Linked DNA regions of Homo sapiens: all the other regions are linked to region 5. A link is a contact called in ENCODE Hi-C or POLR2A ChIA-PET data. All regions are on one chromosome and are shown on one strand. The core of a region is the stretch at or near the end of the contact, and the rest is flanking DNA. Distances in the headings are between cores, read along the strand shown.

Evidence for each region. A loop is a pair of places that touch in the nucleus more often than their neighbours do. ChIA-PET counts read pairs that join two places held with the same protein, here RNA polymerase II (POLR2A). Pooled maps may share reads with other maps.
Region 1: a loop to region 5 is called in a map of gastrocnemius medialis, with 7 times the contacts of the local background. The contact joins the promoter of GPR155-DT here to the promoter of SP3 in region 5. A Hi-C loop is called at or near these places in 6 of 168 maps with a recorded cell type or tissue (CD4-positive, alpha-beta memory T cell, CD8-positive, alpha-beta T cell, gastrocnemius medialis and 2 more), 11 of 37 single-sample maps with no recorded cell type and 22 of 50 pooled maps. POLR2A ChIA-PET finds 5 or more read pairs at or near these places in 2 of 52 experiments (H1 and activated CD8-positive, alpha-beta T cell).
Region 2: a map of sigmoid colon shows a loop between it and region 5 (3-fold over the local background). The contact joins the enhancer-like site here to the promoter of SP3 in region 5. A Hi-C loop is called at or near these places in 1 of 168 maps with a recorded cell type or tissue (sigmoid colon) and 3 of 50 pooled maps. POLR2A ChIA-PET finds 5 or more read pairs at or near these places in 2 of 52 experiments (H1 and activated T-cell).
Region 3: a map of ascending aorta shows a loop between it and region 5 (2.4-fold over the local background). The contact joins the promoter of MAP3K20 here to the promoter of SP3 in region 5. A Hi-C loop is called at or near these places in 1 of 168 maps with a recorded cell type or tissue (ascending aorta), 1 of 37 single-sample maps with no recorded cell type and 8 of 50 pooled maps.
Region 4: a map of OCI-LY7 shows a loop between it and region 5 (6-fold over the local background). The contact joins the promoter of WIPF1 here to the promoter of SP3 in region 5. A Hi-C loop is called at or near these places in 9 of 168 maps with a recorded cell type or tissue (B cell, CD4-positive, alpha-beta memory T cell, CD8-positive, alpha-beta T cell and 4 more), 18 of 37 single-sample maps with no recorded cell type and 17 of 50 pooled maps. POLR2A ChIA-PET finds 5 or more read pairs at or near these places in 5 of 52 experiments (activated B cell, activated CD4-positive, alpha-beta T cell and activated T-cell).
Region 6: a map of IMR-90 shows a loop between it and region 5 (13-fold over the local background). The contact joins the enhancer-like site here to the promoter of SP3 in region 5. A Hi-C loop is called at or near these places in 4 of 168 maps with a recorded cell type or tissue (IMR-90, PC-9, chondrocyte and 1 more) and 13 of 50 pooled maps. POLR2A ChIA-PET finds 5 or more read pairs at or near these places in 3 of 52 experiments (A549, WTC11 and activated CD4-positive, alpha-beta T cell).

The regions. Positions count from the first base shown.
Region 1 is chr2:174,485,381-174,488,662 of GRCh38, forward strand. It overlaps GPR155-DT (GPR155 divergent transcript), which reads left to right and starts at 2,008. Exons shown (of 3, transcript NR_183819.1): 1 at 2,008-2,036; 2 at 2,655-3,282. It overlaps GPR155 (G protein-coupled receptor 155), which reads right to left and starts at 1,649. Exons shown (of 16, transcript NM_152529.7): 1 at 1,493-1,649. RefSeq lists silencers at 1,164-1,346, 1,610-1,789 and an enhancer at 1,200-1,269.
Region 2 is chr2:173,208,572-173,211,951 of GRCh38, forward strand. It overlaps MAP3K20 (mitogen-activated protein kinase kinase kinase 20), which reads left to right. Exons shown (of 20, transcript NM_016653.3): 10 at 1,158-1,264. It overlaps MAP3K20-AS1 (MAP3K20 antisense RNA 1), which reads right to left. Exons shown (of 8, transcript NR_033882.1): 6 at 1,076-1,374. Among named protein-coding and RNA genes, the nearest start is that of MAP3K20-AS1, 72 kb to the right of the region's middle. Within about 2 kb of position 2,085, at least 10 of the 41 ENCODE cell types and tissues checked have a DNase peak (open chromatin) inside an H3K27ac peak, as active enhancers do.
Region 3 is chr2:173,074,273-173,077,478 of GRCh38, forward strand. It overlaps MAP3K20 (mitogen-activated protein kinase kinase kinase 20), which reads left to right and starts at 1,574. Exons shown (of 20, transcript NM_016653.3): 1 at 1,574-1,730. RefSeq lists silencers at 1,269-1,318, 1,399-2,138.
Region 4 is chr2:174,595,643-174,599,295 of GRCh38, forward strand. WIPF1 (WAS/WASL interacting protein family member 1) reads right to left here and starts at 2,162. Exons shown (of 8, transcript NM_001375834.1): 1 at 1,959-2,162. RefSeq lists an enhancer at 2,185-2,364.
Region 5 is chr2:173,963,073-173,966,642 of GRCh38, forward strand. It overlaps SP3 (Sp3 transcription factor), which reads right to left and starts at 2,301. Exons shown (of 7, transcript NM_003111.5): 1 at 2,093-2,301; 2 at 1,333-1,481; 3 at 689-811. The coding sequence starts at 2,099. RefSeq lists enhancers at 1-815, 816-1,638 and silencers at 499-748, 879-1,368, 1,699-1,978, 2,479-2,548.
Region 6 is chr2:173,400,972-173,404,181 of GRCh38, forward strand. No RefSeq gene overlaps it. Among named protein-coding and RNA genes, the nearest start is that of CDCA7, 48 kb to the left of the region's middle. RefSeq lists a silencer at 1,525-1,694. Within about 2 kb of position 1,585, at least 2 of the 41 ENCODE cell types and tissues checked have a DNase peak (open chromatin) inside an H3K27ac peak, as active enhancers do.

The DNA.
Region 1 (3,282 bases), core at 758-3,257, 520 kb after region 5:
GAGGTCGGGAGTTGGAGACCAGCCTGGCCAGCATGGTGAAACCCTGTCTCTACTAAAAAGACAAAAATTAGCCGGGCTTGGTGGCAGATGCCTGTAATCCCAGCTACTCGGGAAGCTGAGGCAGGAGAATCTCTTGCACCCGGGAGGCAGAGGTTGCAGTGAGCCGAGATCCTGCCATTGCCCTCCAGCCTGAGCAACAGAGCAAGACTCCGTCTCAAGAAAAAAAAAAAAAAAAAGCAATCTGCCCCTCCCCATGAGGTTTCTTTTAACGTTTCTCAGTATTATAAAAGAAATACCTGCTGAGGTAAAGTCAAAATAATCAAAATGACTTTAAAAGTTTCATTTCATCCTAATCTTTTTTAAACGGGAAGATAATATGCTTTCTAAAGCATATTTTAAAATGAACAGGAACCACAGCAAGGGAAGTTTTAAAAAAAAAATTACATCCAGCCTTTTTATCTATAAAAACAAAGCTTGTTACAGAACAAACACGTTCACAGTAAAAGACCACTCGCTGAGGCACGAACTGAAGAAATGCTACTGTACTTACAAACCGCTTCTAGCCACATCACATTTGGCTTAGATCACATAAACGAACCACTGATACTGTAAATAACTGCTATTAAGTGAAAATGCGGGGGGAAGGCGAGGGTTGACTAACTTCATAGAGAAAGCTTTAAACTCTCAGGCTATTTCTCAAACATCCAACATCCTTTATCCCGTGGGATAAGTGTAATACAGTGTGGTACTATTAGAGCACTCTTCAACATTAATAGTCGCACCATTCACCCACTCCTACCTACTTGCAGGGCGCCAAATGTCCTCCCTAGAGACCCAGGGTAGGGAGCGCTGAGCACTGCCTCCTTGCCTCGTCTGCAGGGACAGACTGTGGCCCTCCAAGATAAGGGGCGCAGAGAGTTCCTAACCGAATAGGCTGCTCGGAGAGCAGCTGCCAGCCAACCCCTGGGAAGGCAGCTGTGGAAGTGGAAAGGCAGCCAGGGGTCTTTGCCTGGCGTAAGAAAAAGGTGGTCGCTAGTCTTCCCAGGGCACGGGAGTCACAACGTCATGGTAACTAACATACCCCAAAAACGGGTAAGGGAGAAAATTTGGCGCAGTGCTCCAGGTGCCTGGGCAGAAGCCTTCGGAAGGGCCAGATACTGAGGGTACCCTCGGGATAAAGGGAAGAGTCTAAGAAAGACAGGGTGGACGCCCGTGCAGTGAGGAGCTTCCCAAACTAGGGATGGCAGTTCTGTCTCCGGAGGGGACGAGACACCCCCTCCCCCGCGCGAGCCTTCCCGGGTGATCTCACACGTTCCACAGGCAGGCGCTGCGGGGCAGAGACAGCAGGTCCAGACAACGGGCCGCGGGGCCAGGGCGCAGAGGGTCGGCGGCTGCCCACGTGCCCAGGCCTGAGGGGCAGAGGCAGGGGTACCCCGTGCCCGCAAGGGAGAACCAGGACCCAGCAGGTCCGCGCTCCAGGGGCCCCTCTCACCTGCTTCGTCTGCAACCTTGGAGTGGCGAGGAGAAGGGAGCTGGTGCTCGCAGGGTGCCAAGCAGGGAGAAGACCACCGTCATCTCCCGCCCCCAGCCCTCTTCGCCGAGCGCAACCGGGTGCCAGCTGCAGCAGCTTAGGCACGTTCCGATAAAGTAAGGTGGGGTAAGCCGATGCGGCCCTGTCAGCTCAGCCCCTCGCCGGCCGCGAGGCCCCGCCCCCGCCCCGCCTTCAGGCCCCGCTCCCTCCCAGCCCCGCCTTCAGACCCCGCCCCCAGCCCCGAACTTCCAGCAAGACGGGCCGCTTCCCGCCCTCGAGCCCCGCCCATTTCCAGGAGCCTTGAGCCCAGAGTCTCCGTCCCGCCCTCAGGCCCCACCCACAGCCTCGGGCCTCCGAGCCACACGTTCCCCAACCCCGCCTTCAGTCCCCGCCCCCTCCTCCAGCCTCGGAGCCCCAGGGTACCCGGCCCCGCCCTGCCGGCTGGGAGCCTCCCAGCCGCGATCCTCCGGGGCGGGACTTCCGGCTTCCCTGCTCCCACAAAATGGTAGCCGCCGTGGGGGATGTCCAGTTTTTTTTCCTCTTCCCAAGTACAGACGCAGAGCAGACTTGTCTTTCCGCTTAACCTCAACCTCGTGTGATCTGCCAGTTTCGCTCCCGGTTAGCCCAGGACTTTTTATAGCATAGAGTTTTAAAGCAAGGGCTTAGAATCAGACCTGGGTCAAAATCCTGCCTTCCACCTTCACCAAGGCAGTGTGACCTTGACGTTCCTACATAAGAGATTAAAATGTAAACCCTTAGCCCTGAGCTTGTTTTAGAATCTGGGCCCCGTCCATGACTGCTTCTATTCTATTGCGGTACGGGGGTGGGGTGGGGGTGGGGAACTACATGCATGTCCACTCAGTATACTGAAACTGGTTACATTGATGGAAAACTTCCAAAGCTTCTTGAAATAAAGGTATTGAAACTATCCTCACAGGGTTTATAAGAATTCTGGACAAAAATATAATTAAGCATTAATCAGGCTACACTTTGACCCACTTCCTTGTAACCCGAAAGTCGGGTAGAGCTAGATAGTACATTTGTATCCCGTTGTCCCTATAGATAGGCTTTCTGATGTTAAGAGTCGTAAGGCTTTTTAAGAATTGCTTAAAATGTTTTTCAGACGCCAAATTCCAGCGAAACAGCTGATGCCAGCCAGCTTGAAGACCCCTGCCACAGAAGAAGGGAATCAGCATGAGAATACAGCTTCTTCATCTCGCTGTCCCATGACTTCGCCCTGTACTCTTCAGCCAATTAATGATCTCCACACTTGGGACCACTCTAAAACCCTTAAGAACCTGAGACTCAAAGTCCTCCTGGAGACGAATTTGAGGTTTCCTCCTATCTGTGTTTGGTGGCCCTATGATTAAACCTCTTTCTCTTCTGCAACCTGGTGTCCCAGTGTATTAACTTGCCATGGGCATCAGACAACAAACCTATATATAGTATCCCAAATATGGTGCTCCACTTTGAAACCTGAAGAAATCCTGCAATTGAGTTAGCCTTTTGAAATAAAAATTATTTCAAATTTTAAAATATTTATATATGTTTCCACTTAAGATATCTACAAGCATTTGTTTACAACCTTTTATCTTGCTTTGCATCTTAAACATTTCTGTATGGCAATTTCCGTGTCTTCCTATCATCTCGGCCATCTTAGTGCAAAGATACAAAATTGTGTGGCTTATTAAGAAAAATTACAGTAAGCTAAGGGTAGGTTAAAGGATCTGAAACTTAGCAGGAAAAATGAG
Region 2 (3,380 bases), core at 835-3,334, 750 kb before region 5:
TCAAGGAAAGACACAGGCACACACATGCACACAAGTGCCCTTGAAAGAGAATAATAATGGCAGAACTCATTATATATCCTAGGTTTTTATATTTCTGAGAAATGGAAAAATTGCTTTTCTTAGTAATGTAGGAAGCACTTAAATCCTGAGAGCAAGCCACCTCAACATTGTTTCTTCTTGTTTTTGTGCTCTTAAATTAAAATGCATGTTTTAATTGCTGCAACTATAATTTGTTCAGTAATGGCGTAATTACGAGGCATGATGAAGAGAGAATGTGCATCATCCTTTTTATTATCTTTCTCTTTTTGTTTTAACCTTTTGTCTCAACCTTGGCTAGAGTCTAAAGAGATAGACTAGAATAGTTACTGCCAGCTCAAGAAACACACTTAACCACTGCTCATTTCTAGTGAACAGTACCTTACAGTGTCTTAGCACTAAAGCTAATTATAACAGAAAATAAATATTGAGAACAGTGAAGTTATGATGGCTTTAAAATTGGGGTTTTTTCTTGTTTTTACTTTACTTTTAGGTTCAGGGGCACATGGCCACGTTTGTTATATAGGTAGATTGTGTGTCATGGAGGTTTGGAGTACAGATTATTTCCTCACCCAGATAATCAGCATAGTACCTGAATTTTTTTTTCTGACAAACCAATTTGGAAAATTTTATTAGTTCCAATAGATTGATAGGTAGATTTCCCCCCAACGCTTTATCATAAAAATGTTCAAACATAAAAGTGGAAAGAATTTTACAGTGAACACTAACATCCCACCACACACAGTCTACTGTTAACTTTTTACTGGCTTTATCACGGAGATTTTTAAAGGACTTCACTGTTTCCTTTTAGGAGTTCTTAAAAGAGAGAATTAGTTTTCTCCCTTCCTGGACAAAAAACATGAATTATCCCAACCTTAGGCCACACGATAGAAAACAGCATCTGAATCTCTCCTTGTGAATAGTTCACCGAAAATAAAGAATAGAGCTCCCTAAACCTGAGTGATCTGATGATTGTAAAATAACTACATCAGGACATTGTATCATGTTTTATTTTGTTATGGTGGGTTGAGTTTATTACTATGCTTGTAGTATCTACGTTTTCTCTTAAATATCTCCTTTCTTAAGTCCCAGCGAATGATTACTTATTTTCTCTTCTTCAGAAACGGCCATCATTCAAGCAAATCATTTCAATCCTGGAGTCCATGTCAAATGACACGAGCCTTCCTGACAAGTGTAACTCATTCCTACACAACAAGGCGGAGTGGAGGTGGGTAGCCCCGACAGCAGGCCACAGCGTCTGGCTTTCAAAGACCATCACTCGTCTCAATGAAGAAGTGAACCAGAGATCTGAATGACAGTCCTGATTTCTGACCATAGCTTAGGGAAAAAGAAAAGGTTTTTTTTATGATTTTGGAACTCTTATAAGTCCTGCATTTCATAAGCAAGAAATAGTGTTTCTCCAAGCTTGTTGCCTTGTGTAAGTATTTGAAAAGAATATTGAGGCCGGTCGCGGTGGCTCACGCCTGTAATCCCAGCTCTTTGGGAGGCCAAGGCAGGCAGATCACCTGAGGTCAGGAGTTTGAGACCACCTTGACCAACATGGAGAAACCCTGTCTCTACTAAAAATACAAAAAATTAGCCAGGTGTGGTGGCACATGCCTGTAATCCCAGCTACTCAGGAGGCTGAGGCAGGAGAATCACTTGAACCTGGAGGCAGAGGTTGCAGTGAGCCGAGATCATGCCATTGCACTCCAGCCTGAGCAACAAGAGTGAAAAACTCCATCTCAAAAAAAAAAAAATTGAAATCCTGTCTTCTGAGACAAAAGATGGTTACCAGACATTTCTCTGTGTTTACTTTGTTAGGAAGCTTTGTCCTCTGTTGTGTAAGAAACAAGAATACTGTTTACCTTGAAATTCGCTGAGCACTGTGTCTGCTAGTGAAGGGGGATAGGGAGACATCAAAAATACTCTTAAAAGAAAACTTGATATCATAAATCCTATTAAAGCTTGTTAAATAAATTTAGTAATGAGAAAATTGTATTGCATGAGTGGAAGAGTAAACCCAGGATGAAACATTTGAGCCAGGTCACATGATGCATGACTATAAATAGCATGTTTGGAAGCTGACATTATTCCCCCCCTGACTCAGCGGAGATTTAGGTAACTTCATCTCTGCTCCCGATAGCCGTGGGCAGTAACATGACGCCTTACGCCATCTGCTGATGCCAAATGAATACTGCATGCACTTTGAAAATTACTGCGTTGTTTACTCCTGTTACTAGATACTTCTTTGGGCTTTCTGTTTGTTGTTTTACAATAACCTTATTTATTTTTATTCCTTTGAAATATCTTATCTAGGGCTAGTGAGGTAAATGAATTTTTATTTAGGGATACAAAAATTATACAGTGAGCTCAAGTCTAGGTATAAGGGACTTTTTTCTGGGCTGAGATAATTAACAAAACAGAACATTTAAGTAATATTTGTTTTTTGCAGTAAGAGATCAGTATACATGTCATCAGATCATTCTCCTTTAAAATCCATATATGAGTTCCCATTACTCTTAAGACAAAGACCAGAATACTTGGCACAGTGGCTCATGCCTGTAATCCCAGCACTTCAGGAGGCCAAGGCTGGTGGATTACTTGAGCCCAGGAGTTCAAGCCCAGCCTGGTGACAGAGCAAGAATCATTCTCAAGAAATGAAAAGGACCAGAATACTTAAGAAGACTCACCAGACCCTCATTACTGTGGCCTCACCAGTGTCAGCTTAAGAAGATCATTCTCCCCTTAATTTCTGGCTTTCAGTCCCTCAACAGATGCGTATTTCTCCCCTTTTCAGGATCTTTACAAGCAGTTTCCTCTCTTTGAAGCTTATCCCATTTCAGCTGTGTACCACGCCTGCCGTCACACCCCACCTTAACTCCTGTTCATCATTCACATGGCAGTTGAATAACACGTCTGCAGGGAAACACTTCCTGACCCCAGGCCAGATCAGGTTCCACTTTATGTGCTCTGAGAGCATCTCCTTCATAGGCTTTGCTGCTATTGGAATTAAGAAGTAATTCGGGCCAGGCACAGTGGCTCACGCCTGTAATCCCAGCACTTTGGGAGGCCAAGTCAGGTGGATCAACGTCAGGAGATCGAGACCATACTGGCTAACACGGTGAAACCCCATCTCTACTAAAAATACAAAAAATTAGCCAGGCATGGTGGCGGGTGCCTGTAGTCCCAGCTACTTGGGAGGCTGAGGCAGGAGAATGGCGTGAACCCGGGAGGCAGAGGTTGCAGTGAGCTGAGATCGCGCCACTGCACTCCAGCCTGGGCGACACAGCAAGACTCCGTCTCAAAAAAAAAGAAGTAATTCGGCAGTTAGTTGTTTAATG
Region 3 (3,206 bases), core at 324-2,823, 890 kb before region 5:
TATTAATGCTAAAATCTCCAGTCCTTATCAAAGGGCAAATTAATCAGACTAATAAATTGTTTTTTAACCTCTACTCATTCATCCCTCAACTTTCATATCTTTAACCTATTGAATGACTTACAAATTTTCTATTTCACTCTTGACCTCTTTCCTGAATTTCAGTTTCATATTTCAGTTGCTGCATCTCTACCTGTTTTTACTCCTATGACCTCAAACTCAACATGAAGCCAGCTTCCCTTTCACGTATTCCTATTTTTGTCAATGACACCATCATTCTTCCAGTCATCCAGGTCTGAGATCTTGGCATCATCTCTCTTCTTCTTCTCTTCTAAATCTTGTGGGTTACCAATTTCTGTGGCCTCTTGCTGAAACGTTTAATATTTCTCTCAATTCCATTTCTTCTTTTTTTTTTTTTTTTTTTTTTTTTTTTTTTTTTGAGACAGAGTCTCACTTTCATCCAGGCTGGAGTGCAGTGGCGCGACTGTGGTTCACTTTAGCCTCGACTTCCCCAGCTCAAGCGATTCTCCCACCTCAGCCTCCCGAGTAGCTGGGACTATAGATGTATGCCACCACATCAGGCTAATTTTCTGATTTTTTTGGAGATGAGGTCTCACTGTGTTACCCAGCCAGGTCTCAAGCAATCCTCTCAGCTTGGCCTCCCAAAGTGCTGGGATTACAGGTACCATGCCCAGCCCATTTCTTCTTTTTAATTCCATTTCCTACATCCTAACTCAGGTCCTCATGATCCCACAACCGGGTGGTGACAATATCTACTACTCATCCTGGTTCCATCCTAGCAACCCAACCTACAACTACTGTGGACTACTCTCTCAAAATTACCATTTAAACAGAATCACAAACCCCCATTTCACCCCTTTGATTCTAATTTTTCACAGCTCCCAGTGTCCATGGATAATAAAATTCAAATTCAAAATCCTGAATAATGTTGCCCATGCCCTTGCAACCTCCTCTCACTTTTCCTTCACAGAACCATCCTCCCCAATCAGAAATTTCTTTTCTTCCCAACGCCCACCTCCACCTTTGGCTTAGGCCTGTAACGGACTCTGGCTCCTCTTCTGAATTCTGCTCTGTTAAAATTAGCAACTAGAGCAGCAGACCACGGCCCCTCCTCAAAATTCCAGAGGTACCTACTGATCTTTCTAGAGAGGCAGCCTTCAGACCTATGTTCCCAGAAATCTCTACGTTTGTGCCTTTCCCAACTAGAGAATTAACTCTTGCGGGGCACAAAACAGCCTCTATTTCTTTGCGTCCCCAGCGCCTGTTTGTTGAAGACTGAGTTGAAGGAGTAGCAGGTGGTGTTAATTTGTCAAAAAGATGAGTTAAGGTGCTGGGGGCGAGGGGGAACACCCCCACGGCCCTCCCCCCACAGCAAGGCAGGTGTGTCTGGGGGCCTCGGCGGGTGCCGGGGCGCGGGGCGGATGGTGCCCCCCGGGCGCAGGCCAGGGAGGCCCGAGCGCCTTCCCCACGCCCCGCTCGCCCGCGCGTGTGAGGGGAGGGCGGCCCAGCCGTTTCGCGCCGGGAGGTAGGTGGTGCTGTTGCCGTGACTGTCTTCCTCATTGGCGCCGTGCAGAGAGGCGGAATGTTCAACTCCTAACTGCAGCGGAAACGTGGGAGCCGCGCGGGCCGCTGTCGTCCCAACCCCCGCCGCCCTCGTCGCGCGCGGGGCCTCCGCGCCCCCGGCTGCTGCTCACGCCCCGCCCGGGAGCCAGGTAGGGGTCAGGCTGGAGCCCGCGGAGGGCGGGGAGGGAGGGGGCGAGGCCCGCCGCGCTCGCGAGTCGTCCCTGCGTCTCGGGGCCGAGGCTCCGCCGGAGCCCGGGAGTCTAGGCGGCCTCGGGAGGCTCCTCGGGGCTCCCCTCCCCGACCCAGGGCCCGCCCGGCGGCGGCGGCCGGAGCGAGCGGGCGGGCGAGCGAGCGAGCGTTCGCGGCGCCCGGGAAGTCCTCGCGGGACCTTGGCCGCGGCGCCGCCAAGTGCGGTTCGGGAGAGTTCGGGCCGGTCCCATGGAGAAGTTGGCGCCTGGAGGCGCGGGCGCAGGCCGGAGCGGCCCCGGCTTTCGCGGTCCCGGGCGTGCGGCACGGGCAGGGGCTCCGCGAGCAGCAGAGCCGGCCAAGCAGCGGGTGACTGGGGCACTGTCGGGAGGCGAACCGCGAGGCCCCCAAATCAGGGTAGGGTGCAGGCCACTTCCCAGCACTCGCTGTGCGTGCGAGGAGGGACGACGAACTTCTGCTTTTCTAAGAACTCGACCGCGAGCGGTGTTGCTTCCCATCCATTTTCCTTCATTCTGTTTTCCTCACACAATTAGGCCATGCGAATAACCAGCAGGAACAATGAACACTAAAGATTAGTTTTAAAAACATGCGTAAATGTATCCAGAGCCACCGCTCCCCGCCCTTCCTGCCCCGGGCTTGGGCAGCATGAAGCGCCCGCCCTCTCGGGCTTCCCCCTTTCCTCCCACCGGAGCCGGGGATGTCTCCTTTGGCGACCCTCAGGCAGCGGCTTTTTGTGGGCTCCCAGACCTGCACCAGGCCCAGAAGTGCTTACCCAGGCCGTCGCCTCGTCTGGCCTCGCTTGCCCATGACAGCTTTCAGAAAACTTTAATTCAGGACTGGCTAGATGACATCCGATTGCCTAAAAAATTTTTTTAAAAAGTTATCTCTGTTAGATCGCTGAAAATGTTATGTTTCTGATGCGCTTTGAGATCGCGCATAAGTACTGTTTATGGGGAACTTAATTACTATTTTTGTTAGTTTCTGTAATAATGAAAGCAACACAATTTAGGGGCCCATTCCAAGTATGGTACAGTAAGCAGCTCTCGATACTGGTGTGTGAGAATCGTCTTACAGAGTGAATTTGAGGATGTTTGACTTAAGATTGTTGAAAACTGTACTCCTTCTTTAACCCCGAAGCTGTTTTGGAAGAGCCTTCTTGCTTCCTCGACCTTCGTTGAAATGAACAGCTAGGATTTAGTGGATCCAAACCTCCAAACACGTTTAAAGACAAAAATAAACAAGTGATTCAAGGCTAGTTAATGTCCTCTTTGTAGTAGGCCTATCTCCACAGTGAAATTTCACTTGTTTTTCAATTTTCCAAAAAAAAAAAAAAAAAAAAGTGATGGCTGCATTTTAATTATGGTTATGGTCATTTGTAGAGTCTTTGTTTTAAATTCCTGCTACTATAGTGAGAGATT
Region 4 (3,653 bases), core at 912-3,411, 630 kb after region 5:
AGCTGATTTAAATCAGCCTATGTGTGTACACCCATGCAAACTTCCATATTACAAGTGAATGGTGAAGGGAGATGTGTATAAAGTGCATTTCAAATTTCTCAGAAAAGCATACTGATTAAGGCATTCCTTATTCTAGTATTTTTTTACAGTTTTAATTTTCAGGACAGACAGAGGTATTTATGGAAGTCCAGGAGAAATGCTTTCTTCAACAACAAGCACATGTTTAACAATTTGGACAAAATGAGTCAAACCTTAAAGCAGAAATATATCATAATTTAAACAGCCAGAAACTTCCAAAGTAAATGATGTGTGTTCATAAAATGTTAAGAAGGCTTCAAAAGGTCATAACACTTAAAGGGTCCAGGAATTCAGTATCACTTCATCTCATATTTTAGGTAGGCTGGGGAACTTCCAGCCTACAGGCCAGATTTAGAATTTGATCAGATCTGAAGTTGCTGCTCGATCCCAGGAACTAATTTTCACCACAGGGAGTTCTCTGAATATTTCAGTCCACCCAGAGTATGTGTAACCCTTAAAAGGTTAGATATTAGAGTAGCTGAAGCGCTATGAGCAAATAGCCCATGAATAAACTTTTCAAAGAGCAATAGAAAACCTGACTTAGTGAAAAATGACTTTCAGGTAAGTCATTTAATGACCTTAGACTGATAAAAGGAAGAGTTTTGACATGATGATATTCCAGTACAGAAGAACAAAGCTTGATAAAGTTAACACATAGCACTGTAGTCCAAGTGAATTGTAAGAGTATGATTTCCACACAGATCAACCTCAAAACCTTTTCCCAGTTTCTCATCTTCCTTTCTCACTGTCCTGTCCTATTCTTTCCCCAGTCTTTCATCTTTCTCTCTACCAAGCTGTCTTACTTTGCTTAGTTAGAATCTTTCAGTAGCCTTTTCATTTACCACCTCTCCATTCTCTACTACATATACTAGTTATGCCATTAAATTATTTAAAATAACTTGTATGCCTGTAATCCCAGCACTTTGGGAGGCCGAGGCGGGCAGATCACTTGAGGTCAGGAGTTTGAGACCAGCCTGACCAACATGATGAAACCCTGTCTCTACTAAAAATACAAAAACAAAAAAAACAAAAAACTTGTACTTAGTGACTAAAGTTATATGTGCCTTCTGAGTTTTTTAAAGCTTTATTTTATATTTCTTCACGGGGAGAAAGGAACATAAGTCAAATTGTTTCTTCCTACATATTCTAGAAAAAAGTTTTTTAATGTAAAAAGTTTCCTTAGTTCTGCTCTATAAGCCTCTGAGTAGATGGCTTGAAATTTTAAAAATCACAATATTTTATGCCAAAACATTAATCATATTAAACATAAAGTTATAACTAATGCTGTAGAATTTGATTTGCGATAGTAATTGTGCACACACTGTTATAACAGGAATAGACTTATTCTAAAAGACAAATCGTATTATAAAAGACTCTGCTTAGAAATGGTTTAGTTTGAGTTTTGAACTTAAATAGCACATTGGCAGCAACAGAACTGCAACAGCTTAGTTCCATGGTATTTTCGTTTGAAGCTTCCAATGGCTCCTTGTACTTTAAAGCACTTATTGTTGCTGGCCACACCAAAGATTCAAAGGCAGTTGTGTGGACAACTGTATCATACACCAAAAGGATATATTTACCGACATAAGCCCCCAATTTAAATGGGAAAATAAATTCCTGTGGATCCAAACTTGTCCAGTGGTCAAAAAAATTCTATTGAAAATCTTGCTTACATTTTGGCTCAAAGCATAAGTTATGAATCATTCACAATCACCATAGTGGTGAAACTAGCATTCTGGGCAACAGGAATAGCTCACATGGTGCTCTACAGAAAAATTAAACAACTTTATCTTGACATACTATGGTCCATTAAAAGCCATTTAGTTCTTCCCTGTAGCTGATAAATGAAATAAACTTAGTTTGAATATAATTTTTCTTACCGTTAAAGGGTACTGCAGGGAGCCATGGTCAGGGACACAGGCAGACAGAGGGCCAGCGGGACAGGAGCCAAGAGAGAAAACTGTCCCTGAAAAAGGTATCATCTTCTAACGCAAGTGTGGGGTCGTTTTTGGACAGCCATTTTGGACAAGCTCTGGCCTCTTGTTAAATGTGACATACTGAGTCAGAGGCAGACGTCCTTCTGTGGTTATTCGCTTCCTGTCTGATTAATTTGTTGTTTGTTGTTCCTTCCTCCTTTGCTGCAGAAAAAGAAACTAGATTGGTTTTGCTTAAGAAGCAAGCAAGAAAAAAAACCTAAATTAAAAAAAATTAAATGTTTCTCCTCCCCACAAGGTGTAATACACAGCTATTTGGTACAGTGACAAGAGGAGATGAGCACCTCCACTCAGTGAAGAGTCCAACTTTATTCTAGATATTCCCACAAAAATAACTGTTCATGGAACTTGAGATTCCTTTAGGAAAATTATATTTGAAAGTATCACTGTAAATACTGACTATTCCATTGAGTAATAGGGAAAAGAGTCACTCAAGAAAGAAAAGCTCTTACCTACCTTACCTTATCGCTTCATTAGGCTAAGGGCTTCTTCTCATTTACAGGGCATTCAAGTGTGTGGGGAGAAAGTTACAAATGCAGGTAAAGAGAGCAGGTCAGGTGTATGAAGGCAAATGAGGTTCTTTTTTTGGTTTTGTTTTATTTATTTCTTTTTTTTTAGAGAGACAGTCTTGCTGTCACTTAGGCTGGAGTGCAGTGGCGTAATCATAGCTCCCTGTGGCCCTGACCTCCTGGGTTCGAGCAATCCTCCAGCCTCAGCCTCCTGAGTAGCTGAGACTACAGGCATATGCCACTGCACCTGGCTAATTTATTTTATTTTTATATTTGGTAGAGATGGGATCTTGCTTTGTTGCCCAGCCTGGTCTTGCACTCCTAGCTTCAAAGTGATCCTTCCATCTTAGCTTCCCAGATTGCTGGGATTACAGGCTTGAGCTACCATACTTGGCAGCAAATGAGTTTTGAAACGTGATTTTGGTGCCCAAGTCAGGGTAATAATATACAGCTTAAGTCAGCTGCAGATCCATAGCTTTCTATGCCAAATGTTTCTGTCCCCCACACTTAATGGGATAACAGTAACTCTCCTAGAAGATGCTTGACAAAAGCATAGAGATAAAGAGGGTGGAAGGAAGAAAGTCAGATTTCTCATTATTAAAGAACTCAAGAGGTGGATGGCAATGGAATACATGTAGAAAACATTTTATCAAAACCTTGAGTTATGTATAGAACGATCTGAAAATGCTCATAATTTTTTCTTAACCCATCTTAAAGGTTCAGACTTACATATGCAACACATAGTATATAACTCTGAGAAAACAGTAACAGTCAAAGAATTTAAAAGAGAGGCATATTTCAGAAACTAGCTTCATTGTAAAATCTGAATGTTGGGTCCTGATTCTGCTAGGATCAGAGGCCAGAGGCATGAAAAGAACGTATGTTGTCTAACATTGCCTTACCTGTAAAGTGATGGAACTGGGCTAGATGAGTAATTTTCAACTCAGGTAGCTGTTGGGGGTGGTGAGCAGTGAGTGGGAATGGTGGGGGCAGGGGCCTGTAGCATTCAGTGGGTGGGGCCAGGAATGGGAAATTTCCTATGGTGCTTATGACAGTCCCACCCAAAATACCA
Region 5 (3,570 bases), core at 1,051-3,550:
TACTTTTCTAACACTGTTATATTCAGTTTCAAAATCTAAAGTACTATCTAAGCAACTTGCTGATTTCAAAGGCTGCTAAATGTTTCATTTACCCCCCTTACAAAAAAAAAGTCACTGCAAATTTTAGTAGTCTGCAAAAACTAAAATTCAACGATTTTGAATGGTCAACTAAAAAAGCAGTCTTCACTCCTGCATACAAAAGGGTAATTCAAAGAATAAACCCTCATTTTTTTTAATAATGTATGATTTAAAGCAGTAAGATCCTGTAACGTCCAACAGAAAATGCTCCAGGTTCAAAAATAATAAAAACTAAAGACATTGCCTCTAGTTGATACTATCTATGGCCGATAGGCTGTGCTTGAAAATTTTGTAGTGTTAAGCGAAGGAGTTTTCAGCACTGATATGAATTGCTCAAACATCCATTTTGGAGTCCTCTACCCCCGCCCTCTCAGACTTCATTTTGTGAAGATTTTGCGCGAGGTGCTGCAGTGACAATTTCGAGAAAGCCTGGGCTGGCTTCAGATCCAAACCGGGATGCGAAAGAGCAGGAAAGGGCGCCCTGGAGCCCAGCGGCCCGTGCGGGTCGGGGGAAGCGCGGGCGCCGGGGAGGCCTTTTGGGCAGGCGCGCCACGGGTCCGGGATGGCGGGCGCCCGGCCTCGGCGGGGGCGGGCCGCGCGCGGGACTTACCGCTCCGGCGGCGGCGGGGGCCCCGGCTGCGGCGGCCGCCTCCTCCTCGTCGTCGCCCGGCGATGGCGGCCCTATCTTGCTGCAGGTAGCGGCCAGCAGAGCGAGCGGTGACGGCTGAGTGTCCTACCCCCAATGGGCGGGTTCAGAGAGGGAGACAGGGGGAGGGGGTGGCGGTTAGGGTCGGGCCGCCTTTCGCACAGGAAGTACGACTCGGTCCCCGCCGACTGCGCCCGGGCAAGCGCCAGCCCGCGCTCTCCTCCTCCTCCTCCTCCTCCTCCTGGTCCCGCCGCCAGCCCACGCCTGGCGTCCCCCGCTCCAAGCACCCCGGCTCCCCGGTCCGCGGGCAGGCGGGCGGCGGGCTGCGCGCCGGGCCTCCGCCTTCCGCCCGGAACCCACCCCCGGGAGGGCACGCTGGGGCCCACACTCACACGCGCACAAAAAGGCGGCAGGCGGGCGAGGCGGGGCGGCGCGGGCGGGGTCGGAGCGTTGGCGCCTCGGGCGGGCAGCTCCCGGGGCGGGGGGAGGGGAGTGGAGGGGAGGGGAGAGACGAGGAGGGAGGGGTGAGGCGAGGAGGGAGGGGAGAGGCGAGGGGAGGAGAAAGCGGCGCGAGGGGGGAGCCGGGCCGGGGTTCAGCCGCTCCTCACCTGGGCCGCCGCTGCCGCCGCCACCGCACCGTTTCCGTGCTGTTGCTGCTGCTGCAGATACTCGCCGTGGCCGCCGCCGCCGCCACCGCCGCCGCCGCTATCCACGTCCAAGGCAGCCATTTCCTCTTGTTTCACGGGCTTTTCGGGAGCTGCAGGCACAGCGCGGGGGGGTGGGGGTGGGGAGGAAGGCGGGTGGCGGAGAGGGAGGGGGCCCGCGGGCCGAAGCGAAATTACTCCCAAAGCCCGGACCCAGGCCCCTTCCCCTCCCCCACCCGCCCCCCGGCGGCGGCGGCGGCGGCGGCTCCCTCCTCCCCTCCTGCTGCTGCCCCCGCCCGCCGCTGCCTGTAACCCTCCTCCTCCTCCTCTTTCCCTCCTCCTCCTCCTCCCCGCGCTGCCCCTGCCCCCTCTCCTCTCCTCCCCTTTCCCTTCGCGCCGCTCGCTCTCACTCGCGCTCGCTCCTCTCGCACCGTCAGTCACTCACACACGCCCGCCCGCGCCCGCACACAGGGGGATGCGCTCCCGGCGGACCGGGCCGCCCGCCCCGGGGCCTGGCGGGGAGACGGCGTTGCTGGGGCTTCGGGGGTGGACGGTGGCTGGCGGGGAGGGGAGGGAGGCGCAGGGGAGTGCAGCTTTCTGCCTCTCACAGACACTCGGTCGCACACACGGGGCCGAGACCGGCGGCAGCGGCCCCGGGCTGGCTGTGGTCGGCGGCAGCGGCGGCGGCGGCAGCAGCAAGGGTTGCTCTCTCGGCTTTACGTACCGGTCATAGTGTGTTTAGGGCACCTCAGGCGGGGCTCCCCGCCGCCTTACACATGGTGAGGAGCGAAGGCGGCGGCGGCGGGAGAGGATGCGGGAAGCGGCGGCGGACACGGCCGGAGCGGTCCGGGGATTTTTTTTTCCTATTTTGATTGACTGTGCGGGAAACACAAAAGGTGGAGCCTCCAGCCCAAAAGGGGGGAAGAGGGTGACAGCCCGCCCGGAACTCCCGCCCCTCTTCTTGGCTCTCATTCGCCGCCGTGCTCTTTGTCGGCTGTGCTCATTGGTCCAGGCGCCTGTCCGTCGGTCTGCCAGGCGGCGCGCTTCCTGTTTGCCCCCGGGTGGAAGGGGAGAGACAATGAGCGGCCGTGGCAGCGTAGGTTTTCGAGAGCGGCTACGGCTCGCCGGTTACCCCGCTGTGCCCGCCTCCCTCGCCGGCTGCCGCTGCCAGGCCCGAGGCGCAGGCCTCCTCCACCTTGCAGGCGCTCGGAGCAGGCCTAGCCAAGCTGTAGGGGAGCTGAGCTGGGGAGGAAATTCGTCCCCGGTGACTCCTGCTCCACTGGACGCTTCCTCCATCCCGGCAGCAGTCTTGGCCGGATCTCCCCAGGGCCTCGCGCTCTTGGAGCCGCCGCTTCCCTGCGCTGCCAGGAGGCCACCGCTGCTCAGCCCCGGGGCTGCTGCTGCGGCCGCTGCCGCTACTGAGCAAACCAGACCCGCCCCACGAGCCCGGGGGGAGGGAGCTGGTATTAGGGGAGACACCCCCTCCGAGGCTGGAGGAGGATTTTTCTCTCTCACATCCAGCTTCCTGATTCAGTCACAGCCATCTCGCTCCCAGCCCCCTTAGCCCCAGTTTTCCAACCGGTCTCCCACTTTCACGTACCCTGAAGGCAGGCATTTAAAGCAAAAAAGAAATCTCAAGTCACCTCACATACGGAAGGAGAGTTTTAATTTTGGCCAGTGGCACCAAAACGGGCACTTAAAAGTATATTTCATTTTACTTGTGGTATGTGTATGTATTCAGTGGGGCAGAATTCTGTGTTTTAAAAAATCGGTCACATAACCATTTTGCTGCACAAACGTATTATTCCCGGCCTCTTTATCCTCTTGGTACCAAGTCAGATATCTCCTGAAATAAGCCCATCAACCACTGCCAACGTTTTTTAAAGTCGTGAACCGGTGAACTACCTTTTTTCCCCCATTGGAACATTTTTGTTGTATTTTAAAATCTTGTTTCTCTTACTGGATTAGGTTAACACTCCTTCCTTCTTTGGCATCCTTGGTATCTTGCTGTCATCCTGGGGGAAAATGCTCAGGTTTTAAGTGTGTGTTTTGCCAACTAAGAGACATCTCTCCCTGTTACCTTCAAGTATAGTTGCCAAGAAAGAAGTTAAATTCAAGAGGTGGAAACACTGTCCACAATACCTGTTTTTTAGAAATCTGGCTCAAGATTCAGTTTTCCCATTACTGTGATTATTATATTTT
Region 6 (3,210 bases), core at 335-2,834, 560 kb before region 5:
CCTATCATTTCCTAGCTGACACATTTGGCCTCACGGGCTCTCTTCTGGAACCCTTGAGTTCAGAAAGGGTTGAACACTGCCCATTTCCTGCTGCAGTCCCTTCCAGGAGTTCTGTTCCCATGCCTGTAAGCAGTCATTTGGAGTTGCCTAAGAAATCTTTAAGAACTTCACAATATTGAAATCAACTCTTTCAAATGGCATGAAGAATTTTTTGGTTATTAACTCCACCATCTCCCGTTAGCTAAGCTCATTTGTTTTCCCTTGAGAGAAGAGCTCTTCTAGCATCTAATCATACCTAATCTTTCTGCAAAGTTGTTTTCCTAAAAAATTGTGTAAATCAAGTTTTTGTAAATCTAGTCATATGTTTTATGCATCAGGGGAACTTGGAATGTAAAGGAATCTCATGGTGTATGCATACTTCTGTAAAATGAAGATTTGCTCCCTTATTTATTCATTTTTGTAAATCTGAATAATTATTTACTGAGTTGAAGGAGGTATGCCTTTATTTAGGCTTTTGCATTTGGTATCTTTCCATTTTTTATTTTCAAGGTGCCCCAAAATGGCCACACATTCCACCTTTGGAGGAGGAAAACACAGCCAACATGCTCCCTAATTCTAAGTCATAAAGAGCCTCGAAATTCTGTGCCAGTAGTTCATAAGGAGTCCTCGTTTGATCTAGAAAACCAGCAGAAAACCTTGCCGCTGTCCCACAGGAGAGATACACATTTCACACTGACTGGGTTCTACTCCTTCCTTCTTTCCCTTCTTCTTCTCCTTTAGCAAATGAAAAGATGCACAGTACTTGCGATTTCAAATAGAATGGTGTCTGTTAAAGCTTTACCTAGGAGGAATTCCCCAAATCAAGGGACATGGAATTACTCAGCCACAGGAATTCTGGAGAATCCGGTCTCTGAAGATGAAGCTAGAAATGAGCAAAGGTTTACTGTTCGTTGTTTTCCTCGGCAGACAGCGCAGGGTCCTTATGGCATGGAAAGGCTGAGCTGTTGGAGCAGAGTGAAACCTGATTCCCAACATCTGTGCTCTAGACCCCACTCCGAAGGGGGACTTTCTGGAGGTATTTTTCTACTCTCCGTCCCCTGGGTCCCAATTAAGGGAAACACTTTTTTTAGACATGTTATTATCCCATGATAGAAAAGCAGGACTCACTGTTCCTCCTTCCCTCCTTCCCTCCTTTCTTCCTTCCCTCCCTCCCTCCCTCCCTCTCTCCCTCCCTTCCTCACTTTTTCCTTTCTTCCTTTCCCCCATCTAGATGAGCAATGCAAAAGGTCTGGTATTTGAGAAATGTAATTATATTAGTGATAAACTTCATGGTTTAATTTGGGAAATCTCCCAAACCTAAATTCCCAGCCCGGAGGAGTCCAATTAGATCTGGGCTGGGAAAACTAGAATATATTTCAGCGAAGGGGAAATAACCAAGGGGAAGCGAGAACCGCGAATGGCCAAACACTGATGTCGGCTCAAGTCCTCCTCGGAAAATGCCTGTGTATGAGGATAAAGTGGCTGGTGGAAAGTTCACTCAATCAGGGCTGCACGGTCTTGTGGAATAAAATACGTCCAGACAGGGTTACGACGTGCTTTGGATTCCAGCAGGGGGAGCTCTGACTCTGGAAACCGGTCAGTGGCCACCGAACGCTGTTTCACCGGGTCTAGACCTTTGGAGATCAGCGTTCTCTGGTCGCCAAGGTTGGTAACAAGGTCCGTGGGTAATGTCGCTGAACCAGAAACAGAGGTCTCCCTTTGCACAGTCCCCGGTGAGGAAAGCAGTTAACACCTCTGTAGAAACACAGCTGAAGAGGCATTTTAGGAGCAGGTGACCAAAGTCTTACAAAGGCAGCCGGGAAAAAGTCAGGGATGGAAATTAAAGCCCCCGTTTCCTCCTCTTTTTCCCTTCCATACCCCTAGGCATAACTGTTTCTCACTCGGGGGCTGAGCTCTGATATGACATCCTGTGAGGATACCTTTAGCAGGGGGAGCCACAACCCCAATTTTAAAAACTGCCTGTGGTTGGGATGAGCTAGATTTCCTGATGCCATCAGTCAGCTCTGGGCACTGCTGCGCCCTGCTGCTCTCACTTTGGGTGCCTAGGAAGGAGAAACACAATACCTTCGTGCTGTAGCTACATCAGTGCCAAGAGACCCCACTTCCCACGTCTTCTGGACTTGGCTCAGAAGCATCTGCAGAGAGACAAGGAAGCCCCACAAAATGTGGACAAATGCCATTCCAGCCCATGAAATAGCTGAGAAAGAGGGGCTCGGCACAGCATTTTCTAAGCTACGTTGTGTGAAAGGTTGCTGGACCCTAAGGGGCTCCCAGGTATTTATTTCATGCGGTAAAAAGTGTTCTGATGTCAGAGTCTGAGAAAGCCTGTAGGCACTATCTGTGCATTCCCCACTCCCCCAACTTTTGTGGAAAGAAATCTTGTTACAAGTCCTATAAGTTCTACAGTCCAAACAAACAAATGAAAAAGCCCACTTAAATTTGTCTGATCCAGCACTTCCAAAACTTATCTGACCATGACGACCATGACATTTTGTCTTTTCCTTTCCACAAAGCACCTATGTTCTAGGCACTTGTGTCTTGTGGAGCATACCTTGAGAAATACTGAGTATGCATAAAAGAGCAAAGTTCTAGGGGTGAAGAAACTTCTGCATTCCTGTAGATCGGTTCTGATCCTAACGTCTGCTATGATTCTTTTTTTAAGATGGTATTTCGCTCTTGTTGCCCAGGCTAGAGTGCAGTAGTGCAATCTCGGCTCACTGCAACGTCCGCTTCCCAGGCTCAAGCGATTCTCCTGCCTCAGCCTCCTGAGTAGCTGGCATTATAAGAACCCACCACCACACCTGGCTAATTTTTGTATTTTTAGTAGAGATGGGGTTTCACCATGTTGGCCAGGCTGGTCTCGAACTCCTGACCTCAGGTGATCCGCCCCCCTCAGCCTCCCAAAGTGCTTGGATTACAGGCGTGAGCCACTGCGCCAGGCCTGCAGCTATGATTTTTGACATCACGTAGCCTCTCTGAACCTCAGTTTCCTCTTCTGTAAAATGATGACTCCTCCATTCCTACACATCTGCATGGCTCCTGGCTGAAAGGGGAAGGATGGATGTCCGAATATACCTAAAATTTGTGCTCCTGGAGACAGAAATGGATCACACATTTATGTTGAAAGTAGGTTGTAGACTTTTGTCTACA